Regions from separate parts of the Homo sapiens genome. Here regions 1, 3, 4 and 5 are each linked to region 2. Evidence: chromatin contacts called from ENCODE Hi-C or POLR2A ChIA-PET data. All regions are on one chromosome and are shown on one strand. Each heading gives the region's core, a stretch centred on a gene start or an enhancer-like site at or near the end of the contact. The rest is flanking DNA. Distances are from core to core; before and after follow the strand shown. Region 1 holds the start of SLC5A5 (solute carrier family 5 member 5). Region 2 holds the start of HAUS8 (HAUS augmin like complex subunit 8). Region 3 overlaps EPS15L1 (epidermal growth factor receptor pathway substrate 15 like 1). Region 4 holds the start of EPS15L1 (epidermal growth factor receptor pathway substrate 15 like 1). Region 5 holds the start of RAB8A (RAB8A, member RAS oncogene family).

Region 1 (4,980 bases), core at 1,427-3,926, 800 kb after region 2:
TGGTGAGGTCAGGGCCATCACCACCCTGGGGTGGGTCCACCTGGATCATGCTGTGTCCCCAGCACCTGCCGGAGGGCCCTGCACACAGTATGCACTCAATGAACCGGCCTCAGCCCAGGCCTCTGGCCGCAGCCTGGACCCCACGGTGGGAAGAAGAGAAGCTATGCCTTCCCAGAACTTCCCTGGAGAGAAGGGGTCCATTTACATGTATTTGCACAATTTGCATATGTTTACATTGGTCGGCAGGGCTTTGCAAGTAGGGGATCCCGCTCGGATCTCCCATTGATTGATTGATTGATTGATTGAGACAGTCTCGCTCTGTCGCCAGGCTGGAGTGCAGTGGCACGATCTCGGCTCACTGCAACCTCCGCCTCCCGGGTTCAAGCGATTCTCCTGCCTCAGTCTCCCGAGTAGCTGGGACTACAGGCGCGTGCCATCACGCCCGGCTAATTTTTGTATTTTTAGTAGAGACGGGGTTTCACCACGTTGGCCTGGATGGTCTCGATTTCCTGACCTCGTGATCCGCCCGCGTCGGCCCCCCAAAGTGCTAGGATTACAGGCGTGAGCCACCGCGCCCAGCCTTGATTTTTATTTATTTATTTGTTTATTTATTTATTTTTTGAGACGGAATCTCTCTCTGTCGCCCAGGCTGGAGTGAAGTGGCGCGATCTCGGCTCACTGCAACCTCCACCTCCCGGGCTCAAGCGATTCTCCCGCCTCAGCCTCCCAAGTAGCTGGGATTACAGGCGGCCGCCACCACGCCCGGCTAATTCTTGTATTTTTAGTAGAGACGGGGTTTCACCATGTTGGCCAGACTGGTCTTGAACGGATCTCAAGAGACCCGTCCGCCTCGGCCCCCCAAAGTGCTGGGATTACAGGAGTGAGACACCGCACCCGGCCGGATCTCCCCTTTTCCAACGGGGTTTCCAGGAGGATGCCTGACCAGGGTGGAAGGAGAAAGAACTAGGTGCCTAACCCACTCTCCTGGCGAGGGCAGGAGGTACGCTCCAGCCGGCAACAGGTGCCCGCGTAGCCGCCGCAGTGTCACAGCCCCGGGGGAGGGACAGGTCCACCCTGCACAGCAGAGAGGGAGCAAGAGGACTGTCCGGGGGTTACGTGGGGACGCGTTGAGAAACGCTGGACCCAGCTGGAGCGGCCAGGGCAGAGGGTAGGCCAGAGGAGGCCACCAGGGAGCAGCAGAGGCTGGCGAGAAGCGCTCAAAAGCCCTTTTTTTTTTTTTTTTTTTTTTTTTGGAGACGGGGTCTTGCTGTGCTGCCCAGGCTGGAGTGCTGTGCAGTTCTCGACCACAGCTCATTGCAGCCTCGAACTTCCACGCTCAAGCGATCCTCCCACTTCAGCCTCCTGAGTAGCTGGGATTACAGGCATGTGCCACCACGCCTCGCTAATATTTGTATTTTTCATACAGACAAGATCTCACTATGTTGCTCAGGGTAGTCTCGAATTCTGGGACTCAAATGATCCTCCCACTTCAGCCTCCCAAAGTGCTGGGATTACAGGCATAAGCCATCATGCCCGGCCTCTGACGCTGTTTCTTTCAACCCCCAGGATTTCAGATTCCACCAGCTTATGGAGAAGGGAACCAAGTTTGAGATGCGTGATTGCCCAGAAAGTTGGAGGCTGAGCTGAGACTTGAACCCAGAGACCAGAACCTCCAGAGGTCAAAGTCCTCCTGGGTCCCCCAGAGAAGGGCCCTGAGATGACAGCTCGTTGGTCCTCATGGAAGCGTGACCCCCCCAGTAGACTTTCTCCCACACCCAACCTTGGTTTCCTCATCTATATGATAGGGACAAGCCAGACTCTACCTCCCTGGTGGTCATGGTCTCCGCTTATTCGGGTTCATAACCTTAAAGGCCCCTCGCACCACCTCAGTGAGCCATTTATGCCTGGCACAGGGCCAACTCTCAGTGCATATCTGCAAAGGAACCAATGAATGAATGAATGAAGTGACAAATGAATAAAGGAATAAATGAATGAGGCACTTATCATGTACCAGGCTTTCGTTACCACGTCCCATTTATTCCTCTGAGGCAGGGTCTATTTTATCCTTGTTACAGATGGGGAAACTAAGGCCCAGGGAGGAGCAAAGTCTTCCCCAAGTATGTACCCACTCAGAACTTGAGCTCTGAATGTCTCCCACCCAGCTTAGCCCAAGAGCGGGGTTCAGTGATGCCCACCCCCTAAGGCTCTAGAGAAAGGGGGTAGGCCCACATGCCAGTTTGGGGGTGGTAAAGCCAGGTAAGTTTTCTTTATGGGTCCCCTGAAACCCTGAAAGTGAACCCCAGTCCTGCATGAAAGTGAGCTCCCCATAGCTCAAGGTATTCAAGCACAATACGGCTTTGAGTGCTGAAGCAGGCTGTGCAGGCTTGGATAGTGACATGCCCTCTCTGAGCCTCAATTTCCCCACCTGTCAACAGCAGACAGTGACAGCTGTGATCAGGGGATCACAGTGCATGGGGATGGGTGGGTGCATGGGGATGGAGGGGCATTTGGGAGCCCTCCCCGATACCACCCCCTGCAGCCACCCAGATAGCCTGTCCTGGCCTGTCTGTCCCAGTCCAGGGCTGAAAGGGTGCGGGTCCTGCCCGCCCCTAGGTCTGGAGGCGGAGTCGCGGTGACCCGGGAGCCCAATAAATCTGCAACCCACAATCACGAGCTGCTCCCGTAAGCCCCAAGGCGACCTCCAGCTGTCAGCGCTGAGCACAGCGCCCAGGGAGAGGGACAGACAGCCGGCTGCATGGGACAGCGGAACCCAGAGTGAGAGGGGAGGTGGCAGGACAGACAGACAGCAGGGGCGGACGCAGAGACAGACAGCGGGGACAGGGAGGCCGACACGGACATCGACAGCCCATAGATTCCTAACCCAGGGAGCCCCGGCCCCTCTCGCCGCTTCCCACCCCAGACGGAGCGGGGACAGGCTGCCGAGCATCCTCCCACCCGCCCTCCCCGTCCTGCCTCCTCGGCCCCTGCCAGCTTCCCCCGCTTGAGCACGCAGGGCGTCCGAGGACGCGCTGGGCCTCCGCACCCGCCCTCATGGAGGCCGTGGAGACCGGGGAACGGCCCACCTTCGGAGCCTGGGACTACGGGGTCTTTGCCCTCATGCTCCTGGTGTCCACTGGCATCGGGCTGTGGGTCGGGCTGGCTCGGGGCGGGCAGCGCAGCGCTGAGGACTTCTTCACCGGGGGCCGGCGCCTGGCGGCCCTGCCCGTGGGCCTGTCGCTGTCTGCCAGCTTCATGTCGGCCGTGCAGGTGCTGGGCGTGCCGTCGGAGGCCTATCGCTATGGCCTCAAGTTCCTCTGGATGTGCCTGGGCCAGCTTCTGAACTCGGTCCTCACCGCCCTGCTCTTCATGCCCGTCTTCTACCGCCTGGGCCTCACCAGCACCTACGAGGTACCGGACAGAGGCCCGGGGGTAGGACCTGCCCCACTGGCAGTGCTGGGACCCCGTGTGGGGGAGGCGCTGGGGCTTTGGGCCGCTGTACAGGAGGACGCGGATGGCACCTCGGTGCTTTAACGGAAGGGGCCCCTAGGCAGACACGTGGGGAGGGTTCTAGGAAGAGGCCCCAGGCGCCCGGCGAGGGGCAGGAAGGAGGAAGAGAGAGCCTGGCGTCCTGCTCCTTCGGTGGAAGCGCGCGCGGGGCGGGGCCCGGCTCGACCAGGTGTGTCCTCACGGGTGGACACACACCTGCCCCCCACCTGCCCGGGCGTGCAGACCCACGTGTGCGCGCTAGAGGGGACTGCTGACGGCTCCGGGGTTCGAAACCTGGCTTCACTGCTTTCTTGTATCTTGGGCAAGGGGCGTGCCTCTCTGTTTGGGTTTCCCAGCTGTCCAATGGGCGAATTACAGGACCTCCCTCCAGGGGAGAGGGTAAAGCGATTAAAATCGTGACCGGGGCCCGGTGCGGTGGCTCACGCCTGTAATCCCAGCACTTTGGGAGGCCAAAGCATGCAGATCACCTGAGGTCAGGAGTTCAAGACCAGCCTGGCCAACATGGCGAAACCCCGTCTCTACTAAAAATACAAAAATTAGCCGGATGTGGTGGTGGGCACCTGTAATCCCAGCTACTTGGGAGGCTAAGACAGGAGAATTGCTTGAACCCGGGAGGTTGCAGTGAGCCGATATCGCGTCACTGCACTCCAGCCTGGGCGACAGAGCGAGACTCTTGTCTCAAAGGAAAAAAAAATATTGTGGCAGGGCGCAGTGGCTCACGCCTGTAATCCCAGCACTTTGGGAGGCCGAGGTGGGTGGATCACGAGGTCAGGAGTTCAAGACCAGCCTGGCTAACATGGTGAAACCCCGTCTTTACTAAAAATACAAAAATTAGCCGGGCATGGTCGCGCGCGCCTGTAATCCCAGCTACTCAGGAGGCTGAGGCAGAAGAATTGCTTGAACCTGGGAGGCGGAGGTTGCAGTGAGCCGAGATCGTGCCAGTGCACCCTAGCCTGGGCGACAGAGCGAGACTCCGTCCCCCCTCCCCCCCAAAAAAATCGTGACAGGTATATCCTAGGCGGCCAACACCATTGGCCCGGGGCACTGTCTACACTGTGCGCTTGCGGGCCACGTCGGTGTCTGCTGAGCGGTGGCTGCTCCAGGAGCCCGCGCCCGTCAGGCGCAAGTGGGAGGGCGCGTGCACACGCATGGACCAGTCCTCCAGGTCCACGGGGTACGCACAGGCACGGGATGGCACCTGTGCACGGGTGTGTGCGTGCGGCGGGGCCCCCACGTGCAAGAATCTGGCGGGCGCGGTTGGCTTCCGGAGGGAGGGGCCCACCTAGAGAGCAGACCAGGGACCCGAGAGGCCTCGGCTCCTGGGTAAGGACTGTCCAGGTGACCTCGAGTCCCTCCTTGCAGTACCTGGAGATGCGCTTCAGCCGCGCAGTGCGGCTCTGCGGGACTTTGCAGTACATTGTAGCCACGGTGAGTGGCCTCGGCCCCGCCCTCCGCTCAGGGCCCCGAGAGCGT
Region 2 (4,775 bases), core at 51-2,550:
TTCAGCCTGAGCTGGTGAGAAAAGAAGGGATCCAAGAACAGACACCAGCAACACAGGAGGGGCAAGTGGATGGGCAAGTGGAGGGGCAGGGCCAAGGCCAGGGCACTGTAACTCCTGCTCCCATCACCAAAGGCGGCTCCACTGGTCCCTGCGGCCACCTCCTCTGAAGCAGGCTCCCAGGACCCCAAAGTGAGACCCAGACAATGTTGGGGACACTTCCAGGCCACCGTGGGGAGAGGCAACTTAGCAAATGTTCGCCAGGTGCCAGCAGCTGCGCTCGCCCGTAGGCTCCTCCTAACCCGACAGCTTCCTAACTGTTCACACCTGCTTTTTCGTCGCTGCAAAACAAAGACGCACAGGTTTTACATAGGTCACCCCCGGGGCAGTCTCACAGCCAGAAAGAGACAAGAGCACAGACTCCCTCTGGGGACTGTGCTAGGGCTGTGGCCTCAAACCGAATGGGCTCCTGGGTGAACCTGCTGCGACCTGAGGGGGGTCCCTACAACCTGTGCGAGCCTCAGCTACTGCACCTGTACCTGGGAGGTGCTACTGTCAATCTATCGGTTACGGCAAGGGGCGGTGGAGTGATTCCTCTTGCTGGCCAATTTCACTTCAGTTTGCACCTGGCACAATCAACACTGGCAGAATTAACAAAACTAGACAAATATAGCCTCATGATCATTCATGCCTAGCTCTCGGTCAGTATTCAACTTCTTTCTTGTTCATGGTGTGTTACCCTAGGCAAGTCACTTCCCCTCCCTGGGTCTCCATCATCTCCTCAGTAAACTGGGAGCACAGAATAAAGCGCGTGGGAGGATTAAAGGGGACACTTTGGTCGCCCAACACTTGTTCACTGCATAACGATAATTCCAAGAGCGACATCACAGTAAAGACCCAGGCGCCGATCTAAGCGCGTTTCAGCCTCACGCGACGCCTACGAGGTTGAGCTGCGTCATCGGCCCCATTTCGTAGCGGAGGAAAGCGAGGCACTGGGCGGTCAGGCCGCTTGCCGGAGGTCGCCCAGCGTCCCAGCCGAGGACGCGGAACTCAGGGCCGGTCGGGTGTCAGCGCTCCGGAGCATGCGCAGAGGCAGCACGCCATCGGGGTCTTCAGGGGCCCGCGCAGTTCCTGGCGGGGTCGAACCCGAACTCACCCCGAGGGTCCTAACTCCCCACCTCCGCTGCCCATCCTCTCCAGCCCTATGGCGTCTACAAATCCAGACCTGCGGAAGCCCCAACTCACCCAGCGCCTCGCCCCGAGGAATCCGCCATTTTCCCGCCTTCCACCTCAAGGCCCGACCCGCCGGCTTTTCAAAGCCGGACCCGCCCCCTTGCTTGCGGGTCGGACCATTTGTGGAGACGCAGGAGGGGTGGCTGCGAGGCGTGAGGCAGCGCCGGCTAAGTGTGGAGAGCGCGGCCCCAGACGCGCGCTTCGCCTGTCCTCCCCTCGCACTTGGTCTCGCCCACCATCGGCGGTAGTGGGTAGGGGCGGTGGGTGGGACCTGATCTGTCGGACAGTAGGGGCGGGGCTTTTCGCGATGCCCCGCCCCTAGGAGCGCTGGCGTCACGCCCCCGTCCCCGCCTCTCCGGAACCCGGAAGCGGGAGCGCGCGGGGGAGCGGCGGGCGCGGCGGGGCGGAGCGGCTCGAGCAGCGGCGGGCTGGCAGGCGGTCGTCCGGCCGGGGACCCGGCCCGGGACCGGCGGCGCGCGGCGGCCGAGGCCAGGTGAGTACCAGGCAGCCTCGGGTTGGCGACTCGAGCTCGAAGCCTGCCTTTGGGGGCTGCGCAGAAGAGGGACGGAGCTGAGGGCTGATGGGGGACGCGACGGCAGGGGTCGAGGGGGCGGGAACGAGCCTGGGGGTCTTGGAGAGATTGCTGGGGATGAGGTGGAAGCGAGACGGTGAAGGAGAAAGTGGATGGGGATGGAGCTGGTGAGGGAGTTCGAGGGCGTGGGGGGGGTGAGTCTTGTGGCTTTGAGCAGCTTCTCTGAAGAGGACGTGGCTTAAGTGGTAATTGGGGGGTCGCAGGAAACGGCGTTGTGGGGAGGCACGGAGGCGGGAACGAGAGGCCCAGGCTGGGGGAGTGGGCAAGGCCAGGGGCGGGACAGCCGGGGTGCGGTTGAGGGGAAGGGGTGCGAGACCGATCTGGGGACGTCTGCCCGCGCGATTGAAGGAAGGGTGTCTGAGAAGAGGGCGGCGCCTGGCCCCCAGTGGGCGCTCAGTAAATGCGGGGGGTTCTGAACTAACTGATGCGGCAGCCGGCTATTGGGAAGCGGGGAAATGGGAGCTGGAAGGGAAGTAAACGGAGTAGAAGTCACGGTAAGAACTGAGGGTAGGCTTAGGGAGGGAGGGCCCGGAGAGGAGGGAAGAGAAGGAAGGGGTTAGAGTGGCCCCGTGCAGATAGATGTTGAGATGCAGCCCCTGGAGATTCCGTCCCCCCACCCTCCCCTCTTGATTCGTGTCCCTCCTGACTTCACACTTAACAGCTGGGTGACCTGGGACGAGTCCCAACACCCTCTGTGCCAGTGTCCTCGTCTTGGAAACTTCACCACCCTCCCCTTAAGACAGGACTAGCAGGATTCTGGGATTCCCTGGATCCAAGGAAGGGACCTCAGGGCCGGTTGTGGGGCCGGAACTGTGTTTCAGGAGGGAGTGTGCATGCACCCTCATGTACAGGACTGTCGCCACCTCCGCAGAGCTGCATCCTTGGACTTAAATGGGTAAAACGACATACAGGAAATCTGTCCCCCGGTTGCTCTGAGCTCAGCCCTGGAGAGGCACGACAGCCACGAGCCCTCCTTTCTTTCCTGGGCACCCTGGAGGCCAGGGGTCTTTAAGGGATGGCTTCTCTGCCTCTTTGTCTGAGGTGGGAGCCCGTGGGGACACTTTCCAGCCAGAGAGTCCCAACTCGGTTTGTTTTTTGATGTTGGAGTCTTCAGAATCTTAAGGTGTCCAGGAGCAGCCGGAGGTGACCTGGGCTACAGGAAAGTTATTCACATCTGACAGGCCTGGCTCTTGTGGCCCTGGCAGGGACTTTGTGCAGGGTGCTTTTGATTGGCATTCATTTCTCCCCTTTCCCAACTGTAGGGATCTTTATCTGGGATCTGCCAGAAGGGCTGGGGAACCCCAGCTTATGTTTAGTTTATAGCTCATTCAGGAGATGAACCCGGATAGCTGGAATATAAAGAGGGCCACAGAAAGATAAGCACCCCCTTCACTTCCAGAATATCCTGGCCTTTAGGAAAGGTGGCTTTGGCCTGGCTTGCCCCAGGACATGCAGTGACAGCCCACAGTCATGCCTCCTGCAAACATTGAACTGTAGGCTTGCACTGGCCTACAGAACAGGACCGGGATCTTCTGATCCCGCAGCCCTGCAATCGCCTCTTCCCTGCCGCTAGAGAATGGCCAAGCAGGGTCTTGTGGGGGGAGCACTGTGTTGGAGATCCTGGCTTTGGTCAAGTCTCTGTGCCTGTTTCTGACCTCTCACCTGCAAAATGAATGAATTGACCTCCATCAGCGTTTTTCAACCTTGAAACCCAACTCTTCTCATCACCGTCTTGTCTCCAGTCCATGTCCCCCAGCTCCCGGCCTTGAACTCCTCACAGCACCCCCACTCTCCATTCCTGGCTGCGATGATCCTACTTTTATTCCGTTTTCCATTCGACAGTTTGTATCCAAAAATGATTTTTTTTCAACCGCTTCTTCATCGTCCAAATAGAAAATTGCGGTGTTGAAGGTGCTTTTGCACATTGCACCTATTCCCAAAGCTTTGGAAACTGCAAATTTCTGGAAATCCCGAGGCAGTACCGTCCCTCGGGTCCAGTCTGGTGACTCAGTGGAGCAGGTAGAGACGTGGGAATCTCCCCTTTCTGTTTGGCTGTAGGATTCGTTATTCTCTCCCCACATGGACTTGTTAACTTGCTGCTTCCCATTCCTCATCTCTTCCAAATGGTGTGTCTTGGGTGGGCCTAGATTTCAGTTAGGCAAGGGTTGATTGTGCCAGACACTTGGTAGATTCCTGGGGACAGAGGTGAATCCTTATGACCCAGAGGACGGACACGCTAATGCCCGCCCCCGACAACTTTGCACTTCCTCTTCAGAAAGAATGGAGTTCAAGCTGGGCCGCGGTGGCTCAGGCCTGTAATCCCTTTGGGAGGCCAAGGTGGGTGGATCACAAGGTCAGGAGTTCAAGACCAGCCTGACCAATATGGAGAAACCCTGTCTCCACTAAAAATACAAAAATTAGCCCGGCGTGGTGATGTGCGCCTGTAGTCCCAGCTACTCTGGAGGCTGAGACAGGAGAATTGCTTGAACCCAGGAGGCGGAGTTTGCAGCCAGCCAAGATTGCGCCATTGCACTCCAGTCTGGGTGACAGAGCAAGATGCCCTCAAAAATAATAATAATTAAAAAAAAGAATGGAATTCAGATCAGGTCATCAGTACGGTGACAGAGGGGCCACAAGATATTATGGGGGGAGAATTAGGGACAACCAATGCAAGCTTTAGGACAAGGGGGATTCCAGCAAGTTTCCTCGGAAGTAGTGGCTGGCCCCAGGTCAAACCTGGAAAGATACCACGTGTTAAACCACTCCGGGTGGAAGGGATTGCACAAGCAGATACCTTTGAAGCCCGGCCTGTACAGGGCATCCCAGCTCTCTCATTCTGCCAACCGGCAGTGCGAGGGTCCTTGTTCTTATCTTCCTGATACAGAAACAGGCCCAGGCAGGTGATGACTTCAGAGATGGTTCCTTGAGCTTTCTAGAAACATGCAGGATCCTT
Region 3 (4,854 bases), core at 342-2,841, 630 kb before region 2:
TCAGTCTGGCCAACATAGTGAAACCCCGTCTCTACTAAAAATACAGAAAATTAGTCAGGTGTGGTGGTGTGCGCCTGTAATCCCAGCTACTCAGGAGGCTGAGACAGGAGAATTGCATTAATCCGGGAGGCAGAGATTGCAGTGAGCCGAGATCGCGCCACTGCACTCCAGCCCAGGCGACGGTGCGAGACTCCGTCTCAAAAAAAAAAAAAAAAAAAAGAAGTGAAAGTACAGAGAAAACTACCATGACAAAATGAAAATAGAAGGAAAATAGCATAAAGATCTGAAAGGGGAGAGGGAAAAAGTCAAAAAAAAAAAAAAGAGGAAAAGAAAGGGGGAAACACTGAAAAGGCAGAAAAAACTAGAATAACATGAAAAAGCAAGAAAAGCCAGAGATTTAGGAGCCATCATTTTAAAACAGACAAAGACATCATGGAAAAGACATAGGAGGTAAGTGTGTATAGCAACAGCAGCCCCAAGATGGCTGCCCCCCTCGTGCTTGGAGGCAGTGACACCATTCCTGGGTGAGGGGTACAGGAAGGAGTGGCTATCACCCTTAGCATCTTACAACCTCGTTAGATGACAGTGTCCAGCCATCACACCTGTGTCAACTTCTGGGCTCAAACTCCAGCTTATTTCCAAAATATGTCTCCCCAGAGGAAGAAGACCCACAGAAAGGAGGCCAAGGCAGGCAGGCTGTTTGTCATCTGTCAGTAAAGGTGACAGTGGTCAGGTCTAGGCAGCAAACAGCACATCGCCTGCCATGGGTTCACAGACTCCAGAGGCCCTCACTTCAGATGACAAAGGTGCCCTTCCTGCCAATGATCAGAGAGGTCTGGATCTGAAGCACATTTCCAGACAAGTTTTTTTTTTTTTTTTTGAGACAGGGTCTTGTTCTGTCACCCAAGCTGGAGAGCAGTGGCGCAATCTCAGCTCATTGCAATCTCTGACTCCTGGATTCAAGCCATTCTCCTACCTCAGCCTCCCGAGTAGCTGGGACTACAGGTGCGTGCCACCATGCCCACTTAATTTCTGTATTTTCAGTAGAAGCGAGGTTTCACCATATTGGCCAGGCTGGTCCTGACCTCAGGTGATCCGCCTGCTTTGGCCTCCCAAAGTGCTGGGATTACAGGCATGAGCCACCACGCCCAGCCCCAGGCGAGTTTTTTAACAATCTCATGGGAAGCAAGGGAAAGAGGTTTCCAAGCTACTGTGATTCCAGTGGAAAAAAAAGAGTTTCAGTCTTTGAGGCATGCAGGGTTATTAAATATCTGCTCTACTTCCCAGGCGCTAATGAGCAACAAGATCCGCAACCAAGAGAAACAAGGCCTGGACTAATCCAGAAGAGTCGCTGAAGGACACAGCCCAGAGCTCCAACCTCTGCCCATCCATGCTAAAGGCTCATCCGGCTCGAACACTTGATGACCACCGGATGTCACTCTCAAAAGACCTACAGCTGAGGGAAAGCCCAGGGAGTATGGCTCAACCATTGCTCATCACCACGGGAGTCCATCTGGGTAACCTGGAACAATGACAGTGGTCAGAGGTTTTGATCTAATTACACATATGTCAGGTTTTGCATATGCAAAAGCAGAAGGGGGAAGAAAGAAGGTACAGCACCAGGCCCCAACTGCCACTTCCTCTTATGCCAGGCTTCTTCCCAGGAACAATGGACTCACACCTGCACGCTGCCCTGATATGTCATTGCGACAGAACTGAAGACACATGTTGCTAATGACATAAATCCCCAGCCCCAGGCAGTCTGTCACTGGCCCCTGTGCAGAGACCTCTTGGCCCCCAAAAGGAAGATTCACAGCTACTGGGAAAGAGCCCTCTGTATGCTGAGAGCAGCCTCTGGAGCTGCCCACCCATGTCTGACCCCAAAGTGAGCCTGGGGCCAAGCCCGAGGCAACAGCAGAGAGGGGACGCACCAGGGGATGAGGCCTGCACCGTAAGAGGCTGCAGGTGGCACCAGGATGGCCGTAGGAATGGAAGGAAGTGCAGCAGAGCTGACCCGATGTGTTCTCCTGACCCAGCCCACTGTGCTGAGAAGACGCCATCTTCGCCTCTGCAGTGTGTGAATTGTTGATGAGGTTCAGTGTAGCTTTCAGCTCGGTCTTTCAGTTGCTCTTCCTAACTCAAAATGCTAAGAGACAACATGCAAAGTTCCTGTGGCCTCCTCACTTATCCTCCAGCCCAGAAACAATTTACAAGTGGGATGACAGAGAGAGGGGCACAAGGAGAAGGACAAGTTCACATCCTTCTGCTCTGAAGGCTTTAAAACACCGCAATTCACACAAGCGCCTGTAACTGTAACCCAGGACAACAGCAGTTGAGATGGAGAAACCCAGCAGAACCACCTCGGAGGAGAAACTGTCTCAGGATTGTGTTCTAACGACTCCTAAGCAGGGTTCACCCAACTCTGATCCCCGCACGTGGCCGAGGGCAGGACGCCTCCTACATCTTCATGCCTGGCTGCCTCCTGCCCAAACTCTCACTCTCACTCTGCTAGCAAAGTACGCGCTCTTGTGCAAAACAAACCAATGATCATCAGCCTTGGTTCAAAATGACTTTTGGAAAGCAATCCATTTTCACTGTAAAATGTTCAGAGAAGTACCTATAATCCCTTGTTTCCTATCCAGTACCTCTCATCCTCCCGACAACGCTAAAGGGCAGGTAATATTACTAGTCCAGTTGACAGGTGGGGAAACTGAGTTTGCCCTACTCAGGACCACAACAGCCAATGAGCAACAGTCAGTGAAGCACCCAGGATAGGTGGTCCTGGAGTCAGACCCTCACCTACTGTGCACCCTGTAATGACAGCCCAGGTGTCACAGGGCTGTGCACCGGACCACAGGACAGCCTCATGCATATGCTGGCCTGGGAAAATGCACGTCCGTGATGACGTGCTGGAGCATTTTATTAAACAGAAGAGGTCAAAAGGCAACACTCAATTTGAGCATATAAATGGACTTGAAAGCCAGTGTTTTCGATGACCTGCCATTTCCCCAGGAAAGCTGAGACCCCATAATGGCTATGTTTTTCAATGCCACTGCCAAGTTTTGCAGGAAGTTAGGCATATAACACTGAAACACATCTCAGTCTGAGTTCCTACTTAGAAAAACATATGGATGCAAAAACATAGCCCGGAGTAGAGCTTGCTTGATAATCCTTCCATTTCTGCCTTCCCCTTAGAGGCCCCCACAGGCCTTGCACAACCATCACCCAATGTGAGCCCAGCCCTCCCAGCAGGCCGGCCCACATTCTGCGGGTGAGATAACCTGGCTCAGTCATGTGGCAAGCACGGGGCAGAACTGGGACTTGACTCAAAACATTCAAAAGGCATCAGGGAAACGCTGGGGTATGTCTAACCTTCCTGGACTGGATGGGCAGCTCTCTCCAACTGCTCCATCAGAGGTTTCTACAGCAGAGCTAAGGTAAATGTTACCAAGAGAAGGAGAAGACTTGGCAAGTGAAAAGAGAGCTTTTCCAAATCACAAGGAAAAAGACATCTCAATTAAAAATGAGCAAAGAGAGAGGCAATTCAGAAAGAAGAGATGCAGCAAAGTTAGAAAGAAAATGTTCCATCTCACTAGTAATTTAAGTATTACAGGGCCAGGCACTCTGGCTCACACCTGTAATCCCAGCACTTAGGGAGGCCAAGGTGGGTGAATCACCTGAGGTCAGGAGTTCAAGACCAGCCTGGCCAACATGATGAAACCCCATCACTACTAAAAATACAAAAATTAGCCAGGCATGGTGGCAGGTGCCTGTAATCCCAGTTACTCAGGAGGCTGAGGCAGGAGAATCACTTGAACCTGGGAGGCGGAGGCTGCAGTGAGCCGAGATCATACCACTGCACTCCAGCCTGAGCGACAGAGCAAGACTTCATCTTCGGAAAAAAAAAAAAAGGCAGAGAAGCTAAAACAATTCTGAAAAAGAATAATAAAGTGGAAAGAGTCAGTCTACCTGATTTCAAGACTGACTCTATAGCTAGAGTAGTTAAGACAGTGGAGTATTGGCAGGGGGCGGGCACAGACAGTAATGCACAGAACAGAATGTAGAATCTGAGAAACAGACACACACAGATCTGCCCAGTGGATTTCTTGACAAAGGTGCAAAAGTATTTCAGGAGGAAGGAAAGCCTTTCCACAAAGGGCACTGGAGCAATCGGCATCCATAGGAAAAACATGGGCCTCGAACTAAAAGTCTTATGCCTCGTACAAAATGTAACTCAAAGTGGATCATGAATTCAAATGTAAAACATAATCCTCAGGATCTAGGGCAAAGCAAAGAGTTCTTAGACTTGACACCAAAAGCCCGATTCACAAAAGGAAAGATTGGCAGACAAACTTTATGTTTGCACTGTGAAAGAGCCATGTAAGGCCTGGCGTGGTGGTTCATGCCTGTAATCCCAGCACTTTGGGAGGCCGAGGCAGGAGGATCACCAGAGTTTGGGAGTTCAAGACCAGTCTGACCTACATGGAGAAACCCCATCTCTACTAAAAATGTAAAATTAGCCAGGCATGGTGGCGCATGCCTGTAATCCCAGCTACTCGGGAGGCTGAGGCAGGAGAATCGCTTGAACCCGGGAGATGGAGGTTGAGGTGAGCCGAGATCACACCATTGCACCATTGCACTCCAGCCTGGGCAATAAGAGCAAAATTCCGTATTAAAAAAAAAGGGGGGGGGAGAAAGGCCGGGCGCGGTGGCTCACACCTGTAATCCCAGCACATTGGGAGGCCAAGGTAGGCGGATCACCTGGGGTCAGGAGTTCAAGACCAGCCTGGCTAACATGGCTAAAAATACAAAAAAATTAGCTGGGTGTAGTGGTGTGCACCTGTAATCCCAGCT
Region 4 (4,927 bases), core at 1,636-4,135, 600 kb before region 2:
GTAGAATGGCCCAGACCACTTTGGGGCATGGCAAGGAAATGGCCCATTCCAGAGTCCAGCAGGCTGGCAGAGGTGCAGGAGAGAGACACCTTCTGGACTCTAGAAGGCAGGTTTGAAGTCCTCTGCACAGAAGCTCCAGGGGAGGGAGCGCACAGAGAGATAAGATGCAGGTAGGGAGGCTGAAATTAGGGGACAAGAAGGAGAGACTGAAAGGAGAGAGGATGAAGAGTGAAGACCGACGGGCTCCAGTGTTGCGGAGTTCGAGGAGGATCGGCTGCAGCCACAGGGCACCGGGGTTAAGGACGGAGGGGCCACCGGTAACCTCGGGGAGTACAAGGAGGAAAGAGATCTGGATGCATTTCCACGGAAGGCTTTTTGGAAAGCAGAAGAGAGCTGAGCAGGGGGACAGGGAGACACACAAATCACTGAGATGCTGTTGGGAAAAAAAAATCACTCCTAAAGAGGCAGAGGTGCAGACCTTTCGAATTTACGTTGATATTCAGGGTCAGAAAAGAGTATATAAGGAAGGAGATTCTGAGATGATGTCATGGAGTACAGAACAGACTGAAAAAGATGCTGATGGGAAAAGTGCAGACAGGAGTGGGGGTGGAGAAAACACACCCCTCCTCCCCTAGGCTAGCCCGCTGGGTTATCCACTTTGCTCACCTTCACCTGGCCATCTGCTTGCCAAGTGTGCTCTGTCACCTAAATCCAACCAGATCACAGCCACCTGCTGCAGGGTGCTTCCCTTTTGCCCCCAACCAAAAATTTTGGAATTATACCCTTGGTTCCCCCAGAGTTATCTGTGAACCCAAGTGATCTCCTGAGCTAGACAGTAAGGGCCTGGGAGGGCCATGCCTCACACCTGGGCCAACAGTAACCCATGGTGTAGATTTTCACTCGAGAGCAAGTGTAAAGAAGTGCTGACATTTCCAAACGAAGAAAACCAGGCCACGCCTTCATTCAACAAATGTATAGGGAAAGGAACAGGAAGAGGCTAAGAAGTCAGTGACCTGGCCAGGCGCAGTGGCTAACGCCTGTAATCCCAGCACTTTGGGAGGCCAAGGCGGGTGGATCACTCGAGTTCAGGAGTTTGACACGAGCCTCGCCAAAATGGTGAAACCCCGTCTCCACTAAAAAAAAAATACAAAAATTAGCCGGGTGTGGTAGCACGTGCCTGTAGTCCCAGCTACTCAGGAGGCTGAGGCAGGAGAATCACTTGAACTCGGGAGGCGGAGGTTACAGTGAGCTGAGATCATGCCACTGCACTCCACCCTGGGTGACAGAGCAATACTCCATCTCAAAAAAAAAAAAATTGGACAGGAAGTTTTAGAAAGATCCACGCCTCCCAAACTGGGAGTGCTTAGTGCTTTCTCATGAAATGATCTTAGGTGATTTTCCCCCGACTCCCGCCTTCCCCGCCCCCCACCCCCTGACTACATACTCTAAACTGTAGCACTTAGCTATTAACACCTATTATCGGTAGGACACTTAACAGTTTACAGAGCACTTTCATGTCAGTAACAAGAACTTGCTAATTAATAATCACCGGGTTTTAGCACTGTTAACTTAGTGACAGTGTTGCAAATTGGCTAGCTGTGCACTTCTCTCTCCTTGGATCAGCTAACCAGTCATGCAAGCATGCAACCGGCCTATCAACTCTCTTTGGGTTTGGAATTCTTAATTGCTGCGGTCTCTACTCCCAAACGTCCAAATCTGGCAGAGATTAAATGATGACAGTAATTATAGGATCACTGAGTGCCTCTCATATGCTAGGCACTGTTCTAAGCGCTTTTTCACGTGCTTAATTTTCACATAATCCCAACACATTTTTATATCTCCATTTTCCAAAGGAAGCAACTGATGGGTGGAATGGCTAAGAGCTTCAACCAAAGGCACAGAGAAATCGGGGCTGGAGCCAAGATTTGAACACATGATCTGACCCTGTGTCCTCACTCTTAATCACCATGCTGTGCTAGATCATTCTAGCAAAATGCTTATATGGTGCTTTGCACAACACAGGTATTCAGCAAATAAAGGCAGCTGTGATTAGCATAACACAGGTAGTTTCTAGTTCCCACGAGTGTCACCTCCAGGAAAGCAGCGACCTTGTCTGTCTGGAAGAATGCAGCGCTCCCAGCACCTGACCCAACGCACATTTGAGGGATGGATAGAAAATGAATGAATGAAAGTCTCTCCCAAATAACAGAGCTGCCTACGCATGGCTCTTTTTCGCATGTCTGTGTCGCGCTATCGATACTGCCCCTTCATAAGCGCATCAGGCGAATTTGAGGACACAGAGAGGCGCCCGGAGACGTACGATCTGCGCCCGGTGCAGGGGTGGCGGAAGCAGCTTCCAAGGAGGCAGGGGATCAGTCTGAGATCGCACTGCTGCTGACGGGTCCGGGCTCCGGCGGGACCCTGCCCGCCCGGGCGCCGGGACCGGAGGGAGACAAAGACTCGCTGGGCCGCCGCGCCGACAGAAACGCTCGCACCCCTCGCCCACCCCTCCGGGATGCAGCCCAGCGCCTCCGCGGGTCCCCGGCCTGGGAGCTTCAGCGGCGGCAGGGTCCGGGCCCTGGGCGGAGAGGACACGCGCTGCGCACCTCCTCGCCTCGCCGGTGCCCGCGAGGGTCGCTCGGGCACGGGAGGCCGCGGGTCCCGGCCTGTCACCTTCAGGGCCGCCTGCCCACCCGCCCGCCGCAAGCCCTTCAGCACGCGCCGCCCCCGCCGCCGCCTGGCTGAGTCTCCCAGCGCCTCAGCCTCGCCGCACCGCTCGCCTCGCGCCCCGCACCCCGGCGCCGCCCCCAGGCCCGCCCGGCCCGTACCTGCTGGGAGAGGGGGATGAGCGGCGCCGCCATCTTCCCGCGGACTCGGGCTCCGAGCGCCGGGGGAACGGGGGCGGGGCTGCAGCCACGCGTGCGCACTGGGACGACGGGAGGGCGGTGCGCAGGCCGCCTGTCCCGGGAGAGGGCGGGGCCGTAGACAGGGCCACGCATGTGCAGTCAGGCCGGGAGGGGCGGGGGCAGGGGCGGGGCCGCCCACACGCAGCCTGGAGGGGCTGGGCCTGAGGCATCTGCGTCTTCCGTGCTCTCTTGCCCGTTCCCCTACTCCTCCTTCCAACGTTGTTCGGACTCTCATGCCGCTGGCCGCTGTCCGAGTCGACCATGCTGTGTCATCCCTCCAGCCCATGCCGAGGCCTGGTTCTCTGTTAGGGATGCCGTCCCCCTGCCAGTGCGCCTGGGGAGGCGGTCGCCCACCCCGCGGAGGGTCGGGACCCTCACCCTGCCCCGCAAAGCGCCCTGTTCCTAGGATCGCAGTGTGTGTGTGTGTGTGTGTGTGTGTGTGTGCGCGCTAATTTGGGGGACCCGCACCCTGCCCCCCTCACCCTGCCCCGCAAGGCGTCCTCCTGGCTGTGGTGGCGGGCACCTGAAATCCAAGCTACTCAGGAGACTGAGGCAGGAGAATTGCTTGAGCCCAGGAAGCAGAGGTTTCAGTGAGCCAAGATCACACCATTGCAATCCAGCCTGGGCAACAGAAGCGAAACTCTGTCTCAAAAATAAATAAATAAATAAGACAAGAACCCACTTGTTGCCAGGTACAGTGGCTTACACCTGTAATCCCAGCACTTTGGGAGGCCGAGGTGGGAGGGTCATGAGGTCAGGAGTTGGAGACCAGCCTGGCCAGTATGGTGAAACATCAATATGGTGAAACCCCATCTCTACTAAAAAAAATACAAAAATTAGCAGGTGTGGTGGTGCATGCCTGTAGTCCCAGCTACTCAGGAGGCTGAGGCCAGAGAATCACTTGAACCCGGGAGGTGGAGGTTGCGGTGAGCCAAGATTGCACCACTGCACTCCAGCCTGGGTGACAGAGTGAGACTCTGTCTCAAAACAAAGTCAAAAACAAAAAGAACCCACTTGTAACTGTTGCTAATCAAAGCATACATTCAGGGCAACTTGAATCTGTGTCTCCTGGACTGCGGTCCTCAACCTTGGCCCAAACTCTCTACTTATATTAACTTTGCCTCAGCTTCTTTTGTTACATCAATAGAGTAATGAAGGTTTTTAACAGTCTTGAGTGCTTTATCAGTACGTATTCCATAAGGAAAAGAGAAGTCCTTCTAGGTACTTCAAACAGAGGATATTGAATACAGGGGATTGAGCCAGGCTCTGTGGCTCACACTTGTAATCCCAGCAATCCAGTTGAGACAGGTAGATTGATACCAGCCTGGCCAACATGGAGAAACCCCATCTTTACTAAAAATACAAAAATTAACCCAGTGCAGTGGCAGGTGCCTGTAATCCCAGCTACTCAGGAGGCTGAGGCAGGAGAATTGCTTGAACCTGGGAGGGGAAGGTTGCAATAAGCTGAGAACTCACCATTGCACTCCAACCTAGGTGACAGAGCGAGACTCTGTCTAAAAAATAAATAAATAAAAATAAATGAATACATAAACGACTACAGGGGACTGAGTATAAAAGTGTTGGAAGTACTGGAAGAACAAAAGAGGAAGGTAAGTTTACCTAAAGATTCATAACTATATGAGGCTGCTAGCCTCTCTAGAGCTGAAAGATTAAAGCAGGGGAGGTGGCTGGGCATAGTGGCTCACGCCTGTAATCCCAGCACTTTGGGAGGCCGAGGTGGATGGATCACCTGAGGTCAGAAGTTTGAGACCAGCCTGGCCAACATGATGAAATCCCGTGTCTACTAAAAATACAAAAATTAGCCGGTTGTGGTGGTGGGCACCTGTAATCCCAGCTACTCGGGAGGCTGAGGCAGGAGAATCACTTGAACCTGGGAGGCGGAGGTTGCAGTGAGCTGAGATCACGCCACTGCACTCCAGTTTGGGCAACAAGAGCGAAACTCCGTCTCAAAATAAATAAATAAATAAAGCACAGGAGGACCCATAACCCACAATCACTGT
Region 5 (5,137 bases), core at 551-3,050, 960 kb before region 2:
TAGAGATGGGGATCTCCCTATCTTGTCCGGGCTGGTCTTGACCTCCTAAGCTCAAGCAATCCTCCTGCCTCCCAAAGTGCTGACTCCCAAAGTGCTGGGATTACAGGCCTGAGCCACCACACCCAGCTGCAAGCCCGATTTTCCAAATGTATCTCTCCTCTGTTTTTCTCTTTCTTTTTTTTTTTTTTTTTTTTTTTGAGACGTAGTCTCATTCTGTCGCCCAGACTGGAGTGCAGTGGCGCGATCTCGGTTCACTGCAGGCTCCGCCTCCCGGGTTCACACCATTCTCCTGCCTCAGCCTCCCGAGTAGCTGGGACTACAGGCGCCCGCCACTACTCCCGGGTAATTTTTTGTGTTTTTAGTAGAGACGGGGTTTCACCGCGTTAGCCAGGATGGTCTCGATCTCCTGACCTCCTGATCCGCCCGCCTCGGCCTCCCAAAGTGCGGGATTACAGGCCTGAGCCACCGCGCCCAGCCTTTTTTTCTTTTGATAGGGTCTTGCTCTGTCGCCCAGGCCGAATTGCAGTGGGGCGATCACGGCTTACTGCACCCTCAACCTCCTGGCTTCCCAAAGCACTGGGATCACAGACGGGAGCCAACGCCCCGGCCAGTTTTTTCAACGTTGAGAGCCCTGGCCCCTAGATAGGACCCAGCATCCTCACTGCTCTAACCCCTCCCCCCCCACCATCCCCGGGCTGGCCCGGACAACCCCTAAGGTGGCCGAGGGCGGGCCCTGAGGAGGCCGGCGCGCGCTTCCGGGCACAGCTTGTGGCGGTGAAGCCGCTCAGATGGCGGAGGCCTTGGGTATCTCTAAGCAGATCGCTAGGCCGCAGACCTCGGAGCTCGTCTTGGGTCACTTTTATTTATTTTTTTTGAGACGGAGTCTCTCTCTGTCGCCCACGCTGCAGTGCAATGGCGCGATCTCGGCTCACTGCAAGCTCCGCCTCCCAGATTCAAGCAATTCTCTGCCTCAGCCTCCCGAGTGGCTGGGATTACAGGCGCCCGCCACCACGCCCGGCTAATTTTTGTATTTTTAGTAGAAACGGGGTTTCACCATCTTGGCCAGGCTGGTCTTGAACTCCTGACCTCGTGATCCACGCGCCTCGGCTTCCCAAAGTGTGGGAATTAAAGGCGTGAACCACCGCGTCCGGCTTGGGTCACTTTTCGAGTATACAGCTCCTCCTCTCTCCTTCCTCCCTAGGCCCCCACTGCCCCGACTCGCAGGCCGCAGACAAGGCTGAGAGCGCTACCTTGCTTTCCCGCGCTCGCCTCGGTGCCTACTGCGCCTGCGCGAGCTGTGAGGGCGGGACCCAGAGACACCCGCCCCAACTACTGGCGTGCGCCCTCTGCTGTCGCCTAACGGAACTCCGGGCGCGCGTGCGCACGCACCCCAAGCCACGCCCCGCCAGGCTGCCGGCGCGCGAGCGGTTGGCGCCGCTCCCTGCCTTCCCTCTCCTACAGTGGGGCGGGGCCGGGCCGCCCGAGTCGGGGGTGGAAGGCGGGGGCCACATAATGCCACGCCCCCGCCTCGTCCCCATTTGAAGCCCCGCGACTCTTCACTGCTGGTCAATCAGAGCCCGTGCTCTCCCTAGTGCCGGCCAATGGGAGGTGCGCTCGGGCTGCTTCCGGCTCCGCGCTCCGCTCGCCCCCTCCCAAGGTCTCCCCGCGACTGGCGGGACGCAGGGGCGGGCGTCGGCCGCGGTGACGCGCAGCGGGCCTGGAGCCAATAAGGGGCGGGCTCGGTGCTGATGGACGGTGCTGGTGGCCAGTGGAGAGGCGCTGGCCGCACTTCCCGTCGGGGAGAGAGTGTAATATGGCGAAGACCTACGATTACCTGTTCAAGCTGCTGCTGATCGGGGACTCGGGGGTGGGGAAGACCTGTGTCCTGTTCCGCTTCTCCGAGGACGCCTTCAACTCCACTTTTATCTCCACCATAGGTAACGGGACCGGGGAATGGCTGGGGGCGCCGGAGGCCCGGGCTGGGCGCGCCCCTGAGGGGCTGGGGCTGAGGGATCTACAGGGCTGGACGGGCCGAGGGCGCTGAGAGGGTCGAGGGGGCCTAAAGGGAGAAGAGCAGTCGCCTGCACCGCCGTTCGGGGGTTCCTGGGCCGTGGTGGGGGAGACCAGGTGCCCATTTTGCAGATAGGGAGACTGAGGCTCCGACCCTCAGCCCGCTCGTTAGGGCGTGTTATGTCTTGGGCTGGGGTCTTCGCGCCCGTCCTCTCGATCTGTCCTAGCAGCAGCCCTCGAAGCGGTTCTTTTGAGGCTCTTGCCTTACAGAAGTGGAAACTGAGTCATGGGGAATTGGCCATGGGAAAAAGACAGTGGCATCTCACCTTAATGAGCATTTACTATGTGCCAAGTGCTTCACGTGCATTTTCACACTCTTCAGTTCTTGGTGTTAAGTGCTGTTATGAGCCCGTCTGACAAGATGAGGAATCTGAGGCTCAGGGAGGGCATGGAACTTGCCCAAGGCCACACAGTCTGCACGTGGTGAGAATGGGATTTGATGGAATTTGAACCTGGCTGTGTCTCAACCCAAAACTCGAGGCTTAGCTCTCCTAGAGAGATGCCACTGCACACTCCCAGCTGATGACAAGCTCAGCTAATGCACCTTGGAGCCGGGACTCTAACCCACACCATTCCTGCTCTTTTCTCTGGAGCGTTCAGAGGTTGAGCCCCTCTCCCTGACCATGCTTCCCCTCATAAGCGTATTTTCCTCTAGAAGGAATGATAAGAAGAGTCAGGACCTTTTCCCTGCCCACCTTTCATCCTGCTCCAGGAATGACAGCAATGGCAAGTGACAGCACTGCCTGCCCTGGGACCTGTCATCCCCAAGAAGATGCAAGATAAAAGCCTCAGCGAGAAACTAAATCAGCCACTGCCACAGACAGCCTTGACTTCCCTATCAAAGGGCCCAAGACTCCAGCTGTCACTTTAGAACAGCTTTTCCTGTAGGGCCAGCCCACATTGTGGTTGAACAGAATTGGCTTGGTGCATCTCAGTTGTGATGTCCACAGAAGTGGAGCTGACCTCTCTCAGTGCCACAAAAGCAGTCCTGGCCCACAATGAAAAGGTTTGACCCAGGAGTAACACCTATTTGAGTGGCTTGTGAGCTCTGTAGCCCTGCTAGGGATGGGGAAAGTGGGGGAACGGTCACTAAGTCCAGGAGTTTATTCCGACTCAAGAAAACCTAGGGAATGGCCTTTGCTTTACTGTGTCACTTTGACAGAATCGTGTTATCTCCCTGAACCCCAAGATAATGTGCTAATTCCATTCTTGCCCTCCTCCAGGAGCTATGCTTTATTTATTTTATTTTATTTTATTTTTTGAGACGGAGTCTAGCTCTTTTGCCCAGGCTGGAATCCAGCGGCAGGATCTCGGGTCACTACAACCTCTGCCTCCCGGGTTCAAGCAATTCTCCTGCCTCAGCCTCCCTAGTAGCTGGGATTATAGGCACCCGCCACCACGTCCAGCTAATTTTTGTATTTTTAGTAAATACAGGGTTTCACTGTGTTGGTCAGGCTGGTCTCGAACTCCTGACCTTGTGATCTGCCTGCCTTGGCATCCCAAAGTGCTGGGATTACAAGCATGAGCCACCGCACCCAGCGGAGCTGTGCTTTATAAAACAGTTATATGCCAGATGTAAAATAGAGAGAATTGACTGGAAATCATTACGTCTGGTTTCCAGTTGCTGTTTGCCCTTGAATGTGCACTACCCCTCTCTGAGCCCTGCTGTCTTTAGAGCAGGAGTGACACTGTCTGCCCAGCCTAGTGCCCTGGTGGTTGAGGATTAGAATTAGACAATAAGGGGTTGTCACCACAACCAGAGGCTATCTAGAGGAAGCAAATGAATGGCTCCTGCAGTGACAGCATCCAGCCTCTGAAGACAGATGTTTCTGAATTCTTCCCCCTCCCCCACTCCAAGGCTAAACTTTAGGGTAATTCTTGTGCTCCAACCAATCAAGAAGTGGCGTTAATTCAGCCTGGGCAACATGGCAAACCCCATCTCTACAAAAAATAAAATAAAATCAGCCGGGCACAGTGGCTCACCCATGTAGACCCAGCCACTTGGGAGGCCAAGGTGGGAGGATCGATTGAGCCCAGGAGGTCAAGGTGCAGTGAGCTGTGATGGTGTCACTGCACTCCAGCCTGGGCAACAGAGCGAGACCCTGTCTTAAAAAATAATAATAAAAATAAAAGAAAGAAAGAAATGATGTTAACTGTGAGCAGACTGGCTTGCATTCACTCAGATCCCAGTTTCCCAGCCTTCCCCACAAACCCCCCTCTTTTTTTTTTTTTTTTTTTGAGACAGTCTCTCTTTGTCACCCAGTCTGGAGTGCAGTGGCGCGATCTCGGCTCACTGCAACTTCCACCTCCCAGGTTCCAGCGATTCTCCTGTCTCAGCCTCCCAAGTAGCTGGGATTACAAGCACCTGCCACCATGCCCAGCTAATTTTTGTATTTTTTTTTTTTTTTTTTTAGTAGAGATGGGGTTTCACCATGTTGGCCAGGCTGGTCTCGAACTCCTGACCTCGTGACCGCCCACCTTGGCCTCCCAAAGTGCTGGGATTACAAGCATGAGCCACCGCGCCCAGCCCAACCCCCCTCTTTAGAGTTACTTTGAGCTTTAAAGAGGCTTTCTTCCATTTGCAGATGAGGATGTGACTTGGTGAAAGTTACCTAGCAAGGTGGAGGTGGCACCTGACCCTAAGATCCCTCCCTCCCACCCCTTCATTCCCCTCCTTCCATTTGTAGCCTTCTGTCTTCTAGGAAAGTCTAATTCACCATGACCTTGAAGGTCAGACCTCATAATTCTTAGGCCTCATAAAGTTTACACTTCCTAATTAAATTTGGCATGTTAATAAAACCCAGAGGAGTGTAGGGCGGAGTGCTGCTGTGGAGCTTGGCCAACCTAACAGTGCTCCTCGATTTTTTGTGTCCCTGTACACGTGTGACAGGAAATGGGGAATGTTTTAGGAAGCCCAGGCACACTGGGCTGTCTAGTCCTGAAGCAGTATCACCTTAATGCTTAAAGGTGATTCCATAAATTAGCCATACGTGGTGGCGCTTGCCTGTATTCCCAGCTACTCAGGAGGCTGAGGCAGGAGAATCGCTTGAATCCAGGAGGCAGAGGT

What was found. Hi-C counts contacts between places; a loop is a spot of excess contacts on that map. ChIA-PET counts read pairs that join two places held with the same protein, here RNA polymerase II (POLR2A). Pooled maps may share reads with other maps.
Region 1: a map of naive thymus-derived CD4-positive, alpha-beta T cell shows a loop between it and region 2 (5-fold over the local background). The contact joins the promoter of SLC5A5 here to the promoter of HAUS8 in region 2. A Hi-C loop is called at or near these places in 1 of 168 maps with a recorded cell type or tissue (naive thymus-derived CD4-positive, alpha-beta T cell) and 1 of 50 pooled maps. POLR2A ChIA-PET finds 5 or more read pairs at or near these places in 1 of 52 experiments (HEK293).
Region 3: a map of OCI-LY7 shows a loop between it and region 2 (4-fold over the local background). The contact joins the enhancer-like site here to the promoter of HAUS8 in region 2. A Hi-C loop is called at or near these places in 1 of 168 maps with a recorded cell type or tissue (OCI-LY7), 1 of 37 single-sample maps with no recorded cell type and 4 of 50 pooled maps. POLR2A ChIA-PET finds 5 or more read pairs at or near these places in 1 of 52 experiments (AG04450).
Region 4: a loop to region 2 is called in a map of naive thymus-derived CD4-positive, alpha-beta T cell, with 17 times the contacts of the local background. The contact joins the promoter of EPS15L1 here to the promoter of HAUS8 in region 2. A Hi-C loop is called at or near these places in 1 of 168 maps with a recorded cell type or tissue (naive thymus-derived CD4-positive, alpha-beta T cell) and 8 of 50 pooled maps. POLR2A ChIA-PET finds 5 or more read pairs at or near these places in 1 of 52 experiments (activated naive CD4-positive, alpha-beta T cell).
Region 5: a loop to region 2 is called in a map of naive thymus-derived CD4-positive, alpha-beta T cell, with 10 times the contacts of the local background. The contact joins the promoter of RAB8A here to the promoter of HAUS8 in region 2. A Hi-C loop is called at or near these places in 1 of 168 maps with a recorded cell type or tissue (naive thymus-derived CD4-positive, alpha-beta T cell) and 9 of 50 pooled maps.

What each region holds. Positions count from the first base shown.
Region 1 is chr19:17,869,269-17,874,248 of GRCh38, forward strand. It overlaps SLC5A5 (solute carrier family 5 member 5), which reads left to right and starts at 2,677. Exons shown (of 15, transcript NM_000453.3): 1 at 2,677-3,408; 2 at 4,870-4,935. The coding sequence starts at 3,052. RefSeq lists enhancers at 1-145, 146-799, 4,447-4,980.
Region 2 is chr19:17,074,152-17,078,926 of GRCh38, forward strand. HAUS8 (HAUS augmin like complex subunit 8) reads right to left here and starts at 1,301. Exons shown (of 11, transcript NM_033417.2): 1 at 1,243-1,301. The coding sequence starts at 1,271. It overlaps MYO9B (myosin IXB), which reads left to right and starts at 1,626. Exons shown (of 40, transcript NM_004145.4): 1 at 1,626-1,723. RefSeq lists an enhancer at 1,044-1,243 and silencers at 1,424-1,773, 1,768-2,062.
Region 3 is chr19:16,443,865-16,448,718 of GRCh38, forward strand. The region is part of intron 1 of EPS15L1 (epidermal growth factor receptor pathway substrate 15 like 1); the gene reads right to left. Among named protein-coding and RNA genes, the nearest start is that of EPS15L1, 26 kb to the right of the region's middle. RefSeq lists enhancers at 621-800, 903-2,102, 1,837-1,916, 2,027-2,086. Within about 2 kb of position 1,592, at least 10 of the 41 ENCODE cell types and tissues checked have a DNase peak (open chromatin) inside an H3K27ac peak, as active enhancers do; they include OCI-LY7, where a contact is called at or near this core.
Region 4 is chr19:16,469,085-16,474,011 of GRCh38, forward strand. EPS15L1 (epidermal growth factor receptor pathway substrate 15 like 1) reads right to left here and starts at 2,886. Exons shown (of 24, transcript NM_001258374.3): 1 at 2,829-2,886. The coding sequence starts at 2,861. RefSeq lists enhancers at 2,064-2,975, 2,208-2,357 and silencers at 2,438-2,657, 2,718-3,117.
Region 5 is chr19:16,110,089-16,115,225 of GRCh38, forward strand. RAB8A (RAB8A, member RAS oncogene family) reads left to right here and starts at 1,801. Exons shown (of 8, transcript NM_005370.5): 1 at 1,801-1,937. The coding sequence starts at 1,814. RefSeq lists a silencer at 1,184-1,843.